2 separate regions of the Homo sapiens genome follow, and region 2 is linked to region 1. Evidence: chromatin loops called from intact Hi-C (ENCODE). Cell type or tissue: natural killer cell. All regions are shown on one strand.

What was found. Peaks named below come from ENCODE experiments on the same cell type or tissue, not always from the same donor. Only the 100,000 strongest peaks of a DNase experiment are listed, where the experiment ranks them.
Region 2: it touches region 1 in a loop (15-fold over the local background); 40 of 110 quality-filtered maps call a loop at or near these places.

What each region holds. Positions count from the first base shown.
Region 1 is chr10:100,670,103-100,672,602 of GRCh38, forward strand. No RefSeq gene overlaps it. Among named protein-coding and RNA genes, the nearest start is that of PAX2, 74 kb to the right of the region's middle. RefSeq lists a silencer at 989-1,168. In natural killer cell, CTCF peaks have their summits at 1,099 (motif pointing right) and 1,299; a DNase peak (open chromatin) is centred at 1,079; H3K27me3 peaks cover 1,672 bases.
Region 2 is chr10:100,877,646-100,880,145 of GRCh38, forward strand. No RefSeq gene overlaps it. Among named protein-coding and RNA genes, the nearest start is that of SLF2, 34 kb to the right of the region's middle. In natural killer cell, no CTCF peak of the experiment used is centred here; a DNase peak (open chromatin) is centred at 1,006.

The sequences.
Region 1 (2,500 bases):
CTGCCATTTATGGGTGGAGGGTGCCTCTTTCTGCCTTTTTTGGTGTCTCATACTCTGGGCATCTGCCTTGGCCTCCTCCCTTCTGTCTTGGAGTCTGTTTTTCCACAGTGGTCTTTTTTTGGTTTCAATTTCTGCTTTGTCTTGTTCTATGTGTCTTTGGGCTCTCTCTATATATACACGCATGTACGTATATCTCTCTCTCTAAATTTGAGAGAGAGATAGATAGATAGGGAGATGGATATATCTATATATCTATGGATATATCCCTGTCTGTCTGTCTCTCCCCTTTCCCAGGACCCTGTCCCCCTGCTCCGAGCTGTCTGCCTGGCATCTGCCTCCCTCTCTGCCTCTGGTGCCCCTATCAGTGTCTCTCACTCTGTCCCTGTCTCTCCCTCCGTCTTTGTCTCTGCCTCTGTCCCTGTCCTGTGGCTCCCTCTGTCCCTGTCTCTCCCTCTGTCCCTGTCCTGTGTCTCCCTCTGTCCCTGTCTCTCCCTCTGTCCCTGTCGCTCCCTCTGTCCCTGTCGCTCCCTCTGTCCCTGTCCCGTCTCTCCCTCTGTCCCTGTCCCTGTCTCTGTCTCTGCCTCTGTCCCTGTCCCTGACTCTCCTTAGGCCCCTCCCTGACTCAGGCCCCTCACACCTTCCGAAAAGTAAACATTTAATTTTTTTTTTTTTGCTGTTAATAGATTTAATGTTCATTTGTTGGTAGCCCAGGGGCAGAAACGCGTGACATTTCAAATAATTGTTGTTTCAGGGGTATCCTCTGGAGGGAAATGCGGCAAAAGTGTGGAGAAGATTTAAGCAAATGACTGTGTCAGCTTCTATTTACTCCTGACAGGATCGCCGGGGGCACGGCTGCGAGATAACCATTAGCGCAGCCGCCGATAAAGCGGGGAGGCTGCATTTCCAAAGGCTCCGCGGCCATTACGGGAAAGTTAGTGTGAAACATGTTAAATTATCCCCAAAGTGGAGGGAGCGGGGGAGGCGGCGGGGGAGCGGGCGCCCGAGAGAGCCACGAGACCCGCCGCCTCCGCCGGGGCCGGGTGACTGCGCCGTGCCCGACACGCCGACGTCCACCAGGGGGCGGCCGCGTGCGGCCCGAGCCTCGGTCTGCGGGTCCGGAGGATGGGCTGGCGGCCCGAGCCTTCCTCGCACCTGCGGGCGCGGACCCACCCGAGGCCGCCGGCTCCGGCTCCGGCTCCCTGCCTGGCCCCTCTGCCCAGCAGGAGCAGCCCGGCACCCCCGGAGAGCGATAGAGAGGCGGGGGCCTGGGTGGGGTCGCCAAGATCAGCCCCATGGGGTCACAAGAAAAGGCCTCATTGTGAGGCTCTAGCTGAGGCTTGGGACAGTTCAGCCTCAGCTCTTTTAGAGCCTCTGCCTTGAAGACCCAGCTCAGGTCTCGGCGCGGTGGCTCACACGTGTAATCCCAGTACTTTGGAAGGCGGAGACGGTGGATCACCTGAGCCAGGAGTTCGAGACAAGTCTGGGCAACATAGCAAGATCTCGTCTCCAAAATTAAAAAAAAAATTTTTAATTTAAAAATCCACCTCAGGTGTGTGCAGGTAACACCTATATGTGCCAGTGCCCAGGTTTGTGCAACATCCTGAGACGTGAGTTCACCTCTCAGCTCTGCCTTAATTAATTGGGTGGCCCTGGGCAAGTCCTCTGGGCCTCAGTTTCCCCATTTGCAAAGTAGAAATAATATATCTGCCCCACATACCTCACTCCCTGAGGATTAGTTGAAGTAATGAGACTATGTAAAAGTGATCTGAGAAACCATGCAATGCAATACAAGTGACAAGTACTGTTATTAAGTGTTAGTTATTATTAACATTCTGCTGAGTCCACAGGGAATACCTGTGCACAAAGGCCACAGGTGGGTGCACCAGTGCATGGGAAATAGGATCCCGATCACAGCTCTCTCCGAGGTCGGGGGTCGTTTTTCCCACCCCTCCTAGTTTTGCTCCCGTTAAGCCACACTTCTGGTAAATTAATATCTATGGGCTAGCATGACAGAGGAAACAGTGTTCCAGGCTAGCCCCTGCAAAAGCATGCCTATAGCATGCCTGGACCAGAACAGAGCAATATTGGCTGAGAACACTGTCTAGGGAATCTCTAGAGGGACCATGTGAGGCAGGAGAGAGGAAGAAGGGGAAGAGGAGAACACCTCTCCCCTTTGTGGTAATGGTATCTCCAGACAGACATCAGACTAATTTTCTTTCTTTCTTTCTTTCTCTTTCTTTCTTTCTTTTCTTTCTTCTTTCTTCTTTCTTCCTTCCTTCCTTCCTTCCTTCCTTCCTTCCTTCCTTTCTTTCTTCCTTTCTTTCTCTCTCTTTCTCTCTGTCTCTCTTTTCCTCTCTTCTTTCTTTCTCTCTCTCTTTCTTTCTTTCTTTCTTTCTTTCTCCTTCTTTTTTTTTCTGATGGAGTTTCTCTCTTGTTGCCCAGTCTGGGTGCAATGGGAGCGATCTCAGCTCACGGCAACCTCCACCTCCCGGGTTCAAGC
Region 2 (2,500 bases), 210 kb after region 1:
ACGCCAACCGCGGCACACACCATCGCTCACACTGTACCCAGCCAAAAGCACCAACGCCTCCCCAAAGACACCTCGACTCCCTGCAGTCCCACAAATGGGTCCCTGTACACACGTGTACACATGCATGTACACAAACTCAAACCTCAACACCAGAATGAATCAAGGTATCTGACACAGGCACACTTACCTAGGGAGATACAGACACATCCAACCATTGACATTACACCCCGTCCCCGTGAAGCAAAAAGAGATGTGCATCTACATGCATATGTACTTCTCTGTCTCTCCCTCCTTCCTTTCCATGCCTTCCTTCTTCCCATTTCCTTGTGATTCTGTTTGGAAACTTGCAGGCTGATGGTCAGTCAGGGAACTTTCCAGGACCCATTGGATGTAAATCACTAACACAAAAGTACACCAGGCACACAGTCCTGGTCAACCAGACTCCCAGATGGGTGCACACACATGCTGCAAAGTGGGAGTCCTGGGTTCCAGGAACAGCTCAACATGGACTTGCTGTGTGGCCTTGGACAAGCCATTTCCTCTCTCTCTCTGGGCCTCTGTTTCCTCATCTATAAAACAACAGGTTGAACTGGGAGATTTCGAAGGGCCCTTTCAGGTCTGAATTTCTCTGTCTATTGTGGCAGACACAAATTCCTGCCAAGAGTTGCACACAAACGCAGGCAGCCCTGAGCACTCACACTGGCTGTGGTGGCCTGAAGCCACACCCACAAGGACACACAGGGGAACACAGGCACACAGGGCTCTTCCCAGCAAGGGTGCCTGCAATAGGGGCAGCAGCTCCCATCCTTCCCAGAGCTGGAAGTCAAGGAGCCTCAGAACCCACTCTTCTGGGAGCAAAGAACTGGGGACAAAGTAGAGAGATGGAGCATTGTTGTGAGTTTGAGTGGGGGACAGAGGGGGCCTTTCAGGCTGCTGTCTGATTTCCTTCCTTTTGAGCTCAGTCCCAGGACTGGAGCCATTTCCACAGCCTCGAGCTGACATCTTGTGGCCATCTCCAATGATTGCAGGCTTCACAAGGAGACACTCAGTCCCCTGCAGAGAAGCATAGCCCTGCCCAACCCAGAAAGTCGTTGGCAGAACACTGCTTCCCATCCCTGATGCCCTGTCCTATGCCCAGCTGCCAGGAAAGGCACAGGGGCTGACTTGTTCCTCCAGCGCGGACAGGTAGAATACAGGGGGCTACCTTGGGAAAAGCTTCAGGGTTACTGGGTGACAAAAGGGACTGGAAAAAAAATGGATGCTTAAGGGAGCTGCAGCCTGTGGTAGAAATGTAGTCCCACATTCCCACAGCCTCAGTCTAAGGTAAGGAAACATGGCCCAGGCCCAGGGGACTGCAGTCTAGGGAGGCGACACAGCCTTTCCCCAGGGATCTCCAGGTGAAGGAAGAGACTCAGCCCTGGCCTCCTGGAAGCCCAGTCTGATGGGAGGCATTTGGCCCTCCTCACAGACAGCCTTAGCTTTAGGGGAAGAGGGGAAGGGGAGAGACATGGCTCTGCCCTAATGGATCTTCTCATCTTAAGGAGAGAAAAACCTCAGCCCACAGCAGTGACCTCAGTCCTATCCGAGGAGTATGGAATTTGGGGGCTTGGAAGCCCCCAGCTATCTCAGCTTCCCATGCCAAGCCCTAATCTGGTAGTCTGAAAGGAACATGATTTCCATGCCTGCATCAGCAGCCTGGGGCTGGGCAGAGGGTTGGAGCAGAAGTTTTGGGGAAGTGGGCCATCCAGAGCCAGCCCCATTGATTCTGGAGAGACCTACTGGGCAGGGGTGGGGGGTGCATGGCAGGGGAGGACCACACTTTGCAGATCCTCCCAGAGGAAGCCATGATGGAAGTCCCTGGACAACCCTGGGCCAGTTCCTCCTACTAGCCAGAGCCTCCTGCCACCTCTGGAGCCAGGTCTTAGGACCCTGGAGATGACAAGTCACACACAAGGCAGAGGCCAGGGGTTCCCAACCTGGAACCAGGGAACCCTGGAGGTGCTGGGTTGATGAGTTTGTTATAAATTAGAGACTCGTTAAGAGAAGGTGAGAAGGGCTCAGTAACAGCTTTCGGGGTCCATCTTTTCGATTTCTTGTTCGGTTTGTTTATTGCTATTGTTCCTGTCTCATAAGCTTATTGCAAAACCAGTAAAAATGATCTATTCCGAAAGGGAAGTTGCTCTTTTGACTGGAAGCTGCCTCTTGGTCCTGGACCCCACCCCTCCCCCTCCTGGTGGCTGCAGCCTAGCCTGGTTGACCAGCTGTCTCCTGCCGCGGGGTCAGCAGAGGGTGCCAGATTCCTGCTCACTAGAAACTGTGTCCACCTGCCATGTAGCCACCCTGGGCTGGCCTCAGGCCTCCAACCTGGTCCCATCACCCCGATGACCGCTGCACCCCAGCCGTCCAGCTCACCTCTGATAGACACACCAGGGCTGTTATGGGGGAACAGGAGGCCAGGATAGGATCCAAGGACAGTCACTGGAGTCTTAAGTTTTGGGCG